2 separate regions of the Homo sapiens genome follow, and region 1 is linked to region 2. The links are chromatin loops, found by intact Hi-C in ENCODE. Cell type or tissue: HCT116. All regions are shown on one strand.

Region 1 (2,500 bases), 340 kb after region 2:
CCTCCGGGAGTGCTGGTGCGGAGTGCTGGTGCCGAGTGCTCAGAGTGGGTTCGGGTTCAGTCCCTGAACCCAAGCATCCTCTGCACCCAGATCCTGCGGATCTGCACGCGGTACACGCCCGAGCAGGACACCATGACCTTCTCGGACGGGCTGACCCTGAACCGGACCCAGATGCACAACGCTGGCTTCGGCCCCCTCACCGACCTGGTCTTTGCCTTCGCCAACCAGCTGCTGCCCCTGGAGATGGATGATGCGGAGACGGGGCTGCTCAGCGCCATCTGCCTCATCTGCGGAGGTGGGCAGGGGGCCTGGGTCTGGGGGCTGGGCTGGGACGGGGGTGCAGCCCTGGAGTCTCTTCCAGGGAGCTCTTTCAGGCCACCTCTGTTAGGTATCTCTAGAGGGCAGGGTCTGGTCTGCAACTACACAGCAAGGGGGCCATGTGGGGCCTGGACTCCTGTTCCCGATTTCTGGGCAACACCCCTTCTAGGGAGGTTAAGAGTGAGGGTTTGAGGGTCGGACCAACCAGGGTCACCTCCTGGCCGATGCATGACCCTGAGCAGGTTGCTGAACTTCTCTGGGCCTCCGTTTCTGTACAGTGGGGGCGGTAACGGTCTCTAGCTCATGAAGTTGATGGGAGGATTACGGTGGTAACAGATACTGTGCAGGTGCCCAGAGCGAGCTCCAGTGCTTGTTAGTTGCTATTTTATTGTTGTGATTTCTGCCATTTCATCTGGTTTCCAGAATAACAGGGGGGAGTGGGAGCCTGCCTGGGAACCCTCTCCCTGCTTGAGGATGGCACTGCCCATTTGGGGTCCCATCCCACTAACTGGGCTCAGGGAGGGTTTGGGGCACCCCCTCACCCTCAGCTCCCGTTGCTCCCTTTTAAGGGCCTCTGTACCCTGCGGCAGCAGAGACCCCATGCCCTGCCCTGTGTGGGGAGGCGCCTGCGAGCTGCCCTCCTCCATGGCCTGGGCAGGCACGCCCCCCGGTGGCCGAGGCTGGGGGTGCAGCTGTGTTCCCAGCTGCTCAGGGGGTGGTTCTGCTTCCTCAGACCGCCAGGACCTGGAGCAGCCGGACCGGGTGGACATGCTGCAGGAGCCGCTGCTGGAGGCGCTAAAGGTCTACGTGCGGAAGCGGAGGCCCAGCCGCCCCCACATGTTCCCCAAGATGCTAATGAAGATTACTGACCTGCGAAGCATCAGCGCCAAGGGTGAGGCTCACAGACCTGGAGGGGTACCGGCCCCCGACACCTGGCCCAGGCCCCCACATCCAAGCCAGCACCCCATGTCTTTGTGCCAGGACAATACGACACCTGTCCCCATCTGTGTCTAGGCTGAGGTCCCCTAGTGACTCCACTTTGCCGAGGTGGCCCGCCTGTGTCACCTTTGTGTGGTAGTTCAGATCGTGGCTCTGGAACCAGACACGTGGGTGTGTGTCCTTGTGTGGGTCACTCAACAGCTCCTAGCTACAGTTTCCCTTCCGAGGGCGGGGATAACATTCGTGTTTACAGAGGGGTCGGGATGATCCCTAGCACACAGCACAGGGGAAGGAAGGGCTTGGCGTCTAGCCCAGGCCGGCAGTCTGGCCCTGGAGCCGGAGTTCGGGACCACTTTGCCCCATTGCCACCAGCCTCTGGACCTGGGGGCTTAAGAGAGCTGGCTCGTGTCAAAGAACTGAATCCCAAGAAAGATGCTAATATCAGCAGTATTGATCTTCCCACCTCGAGCCAGGCTTGCTGGGGCTGGGGGTGGGAGGGCTGGCCCAGCGTGCTGACCTCTGCCCCCTCCTTTCCTGCAGGGGCTGAGCGGGTGATCACGCTGAAGATGGAGATCCCGGGCTCCATGCCGCCTCTCATCCAGGAAATGTTGGAGAACTCAGAGGGCCTGGACACTCTGAGCGGACAGCCGGGGGGTGGGGGGCGGGACGGGGGTGGCCTGGCCCCCCCGCCAGGCAGCTGTAGCCCCAGCCTCAGCCCCAGCTCCAACAGAAGCAGCCCGGCCACCCACTCCCCGTGACCGCCCACGCCACATGGACACAGCCCTCGCCCTCCGCCCCGGCTTTTCTCTGCCTTTCTACCGACCATGTGACCCCGCACCAGCCCTGCCCCCACCTGCCCTCCCGGGCAGTACTGGGGACCTTCCCTGGGGGACGGGGAGGGAGGAGGCAGCGACTCCTTGGACAGAGGCCTGGGCCCTCAGTGGACTGCCTGCTCCCACAGCCTGGGCTGACGTCAGAGGCCGAGGCCAGGAACTGAGTGAGGCCCCTGGTCCTGGGTCTCAGGATGGGTCCTGGGGGCCTCGTGTTCATCAAGACACCCCTCTGCCCAGCTCACCACATCTTCATCACCAGCAAACGCCAGGACTTGGCTCCCCCATCCTCAGAACTCACAAGCCATTGCTCCCCAGCTGGGGAACCTCAACCTCCCCCCTGCCTCGGTTGGTGACAGAGGGGGTGGGACAGGGGCGGGGGGTTCCCCCTGTACATACCCTGCCATACCAAC
Region 2 (2,500 bases):
CCAGCGAGACCACGAACCCACCAGAAGGAAGAAACTGCGAACACATCTGAACATCAGAAGGAACAAACTCCAGATGCACCACCTTAAGAGCTGTAACACTCACTGCGAGGGTCCGCGGCTTCCTTCTTGAAGTCAGTGAGACCAAGCACTCACCAGTTTCGGACACAAGCCCAGGAGTTTGAGATCAGCCTGGGCAACATGATGAAATGCCCTCTCTGCAAAAAAAAAAAAATTACAAAAATTGGCGGAGCATGGTGGTCCGTGCCTGTGGTCCCAGCTACGCGGGAGGCTAAAGTGGGAGGATCGCTTGAGCCTGGGAGGTGAAGACTGCAGTGAGCTGTGATTGTACCACAGCCCTCTAGGCTGGGGGACAGACTGAGACCCTGTTTCCCCTCCGCAAAAAAATTGACAAAAGTGTAATAAGAGGTGCCTGATATGGCTAGGCGCAGTGGCTCATGCCTGTAATCCCAGCACTTTGGGAAGCCGAGGCGGGCGGGTCACCTAAGGTCAGGAGTGTGAGACCAGCCTGGCCAACATGGAGAAAGCCCATCTCTTCTAAAAATACAAAATTAGCCGGCTGTGGGGGCAGTGGTGGAGCATGCCTGTAATCCCAGCTACTCAGGAGGCTGAGGCAGGAGAATCACTTGAACCCAGGAGGCGGCGGTTGCAGTGAGCCGAGATCGTGCCATTGCACTCCACCCACTCCAGCCTGGGCAACAAGAGCCAAACTCTGTCTTAAAAAAAAAAAAAAAAAGTGCCTGACATATAAGAGGTGTGCAATGCAATAGTTGCCAGGCAACATGTTTAAGAATGTGGAGCTCCTGCCTTCCATGGTCCTGTTAAAAACCCACCCTCAAGGCCAGGTGCAGTGGCTCATGCCTATAATCCCAGCACTTTGGGAGGCCGAGGCGGGTGGATCACCTGAGGTCAGGAGTTCGAGACCAGCCTGACCACCAACATGGTGAAATCCCACCTCTACTAAAAATACAAAATTAGATGAGCATGGTGGTGCATGCCTGTAATCCCACCTACTTGGGAGGCTGAGGCAGGAAAATCACTAGAACCAGGGAGGCGGAGGTTGTAGTGAGCCGAGATCGTGCCATTGCACTCCAGCCTGAGCAATGAGCGAAACTCCATCTCAAAAAAACAACAACAAAAACCCACCCTCTACTCCCAGGGAGCTGGGTACAGAGCTGGGCCACATCAGTGCAAGGTGCTGAGCCACAGAGCTAAGGCGGAGCTGCAGGACCGCGGACCAGATAACAGTGTGTGAGATCAGTGTGTGAGATCAGACGTCCCTGCCATTGGTGACCACCAGGGGGCCCCCAAGCACCAGAGATGGCCCCATCCAGTCACCACATCCACTTCTCATCCAGAGATGTCTGTTTCTTGGCACGCTGGGGTAAATTAGGACAGAAGGTGACAGTCTTGGGTGTGGTCAGTCAGACTGCCCCAGGCAGGCCTTGTGGCCTGTAGAAAACGTTCAGGCCTAGGCCGGGCACGGTGGCTCACGCCTGTAATCCCAGCACTTTGGGAGGCCGAGGCGGGTGGATCACGAGGTCAGGAGATCGTGACCATCCTGGCTAACACGGTGAAACCCCGTCTCTACTAAAAATACAAAAAATTGGCCGGGCATGGTGGCGGGCACCTGTAGTTCCAGCTACTCGGGAGGCTGAGGCAGGAGAATGGCGTGAACCCGAGAGGCAGAGTTTGCAGTGAGCCGAGATCGCGCCACTGCACTCCAGCCTGGGCGACAGAGCAAGACTCCATCTGGAAAAGAAAAAGAAAACGTTCAGGTCTGAGCCAGAGGCCCAGGCTGTAATTCTGTCACTTACCATGACCTTGGGCAAGGCACTTCCTTCCCTGGCCCAGTTCACGGGGTTGGAATCGACTCCAAGGTCCCTTCCAGCATTAACGCTGCATGGTTCTAAGATGAGAAGATGGGGCAGTTTCCCCTCTCTCACCCCAGCCCGTGTCCACTTCAAGGTGAATGACCAGGGAAGTCACGTGTCCCAATCCCGCAGTTCCAAAGCCCTTGGGGACCCTACTGTCAGGGTCGTGCACGAGGAGGTGAAGGTCAGGTGAGCCAATCGCCTCGAAGGGTCTTGCCTCATTCGGGACAGACATCCGGTTTCCTCTGGCTCTACCGGGATTCTAGGGGCTTTAGCCGAATGAGTCATGGGGGGCGGGGGGGTTTCTGGGGGAGTTCCCAGCTAATCAACTTGGGACAGGACAGCCTGGAACTTTCGATGGTGCCTATCCAAGTGTGGGGTGGGCACAGCAGCCAAGACCCAATGTCCTTATCTCAGGTAGGGGCTCAGGAGGTCTCCCAGACAGGCAGCCTCCGGAGAGTTTGGGGGTAGGAATGGGAGCAACCAGCTTCTTTTTTTCTCTCTTAGAATTTGGGGGCTTGGGGGACAGGCTTGAGAATCCCAAAGGAGAGGGGCAAAGGACACTGCCCCCGCAAGTCTGCCAGAGCAGAGAGGGAGACCCCGACTCA

What was found. Hi-C counts contacts between places; a loop is a spot of excess contacts. Peaks named below come from ENCODE experiments on the same cell type or tissue, not always from the same donor. Only the 100,000 strongest peaks of a DNase experiment are listed, where the experiment ranks them.
Region 1: a loop joins it to region 2, with 7 times the contacts of the local background. A loop is called at or near these places in 6 of 110 quality-filtered maps.

The regions. Positions count from the first base shown.
Region 1 is chr17:40,354,212-40,356,711 of GRCh38, forward strand. It overlaps RARA (retinoic acid receptor alpha), which reads left to right. Exons shown (of 9, transcript NM_000964.4): 7 at 91-295; 8 at 1,052-1,210; 9 at 1,798-2,500. The coding sequence ends at 2,015. Among named protein-coding and RNA genes, the nearest start is that of GJD3-AS1, 7.4 kb to the right of the region's middle. RefSeq lists a silencer at 882-951. In HCT116, a CTCF peak has its summit at 981 (motif pointing left); no DNase peak of the experiment used is centred here.
Region 2 is chr17:40,012,590-40,015,089 of GRCh38, forward strand. It overlaps PSMD3-AS1 (PSMD3 antisense RNA 1), which reads right to left and starts at 2,052. Exons shown (of 3, transcript NR_198981.1): 1 at 1,965-2,052; 2 at 1,649-1,770; 3 at 1-215. In HCT116, a CTCF peak has its summit at 1,322 (motif pointing right); a DNase peak (open chromatin) is centred at 1,342.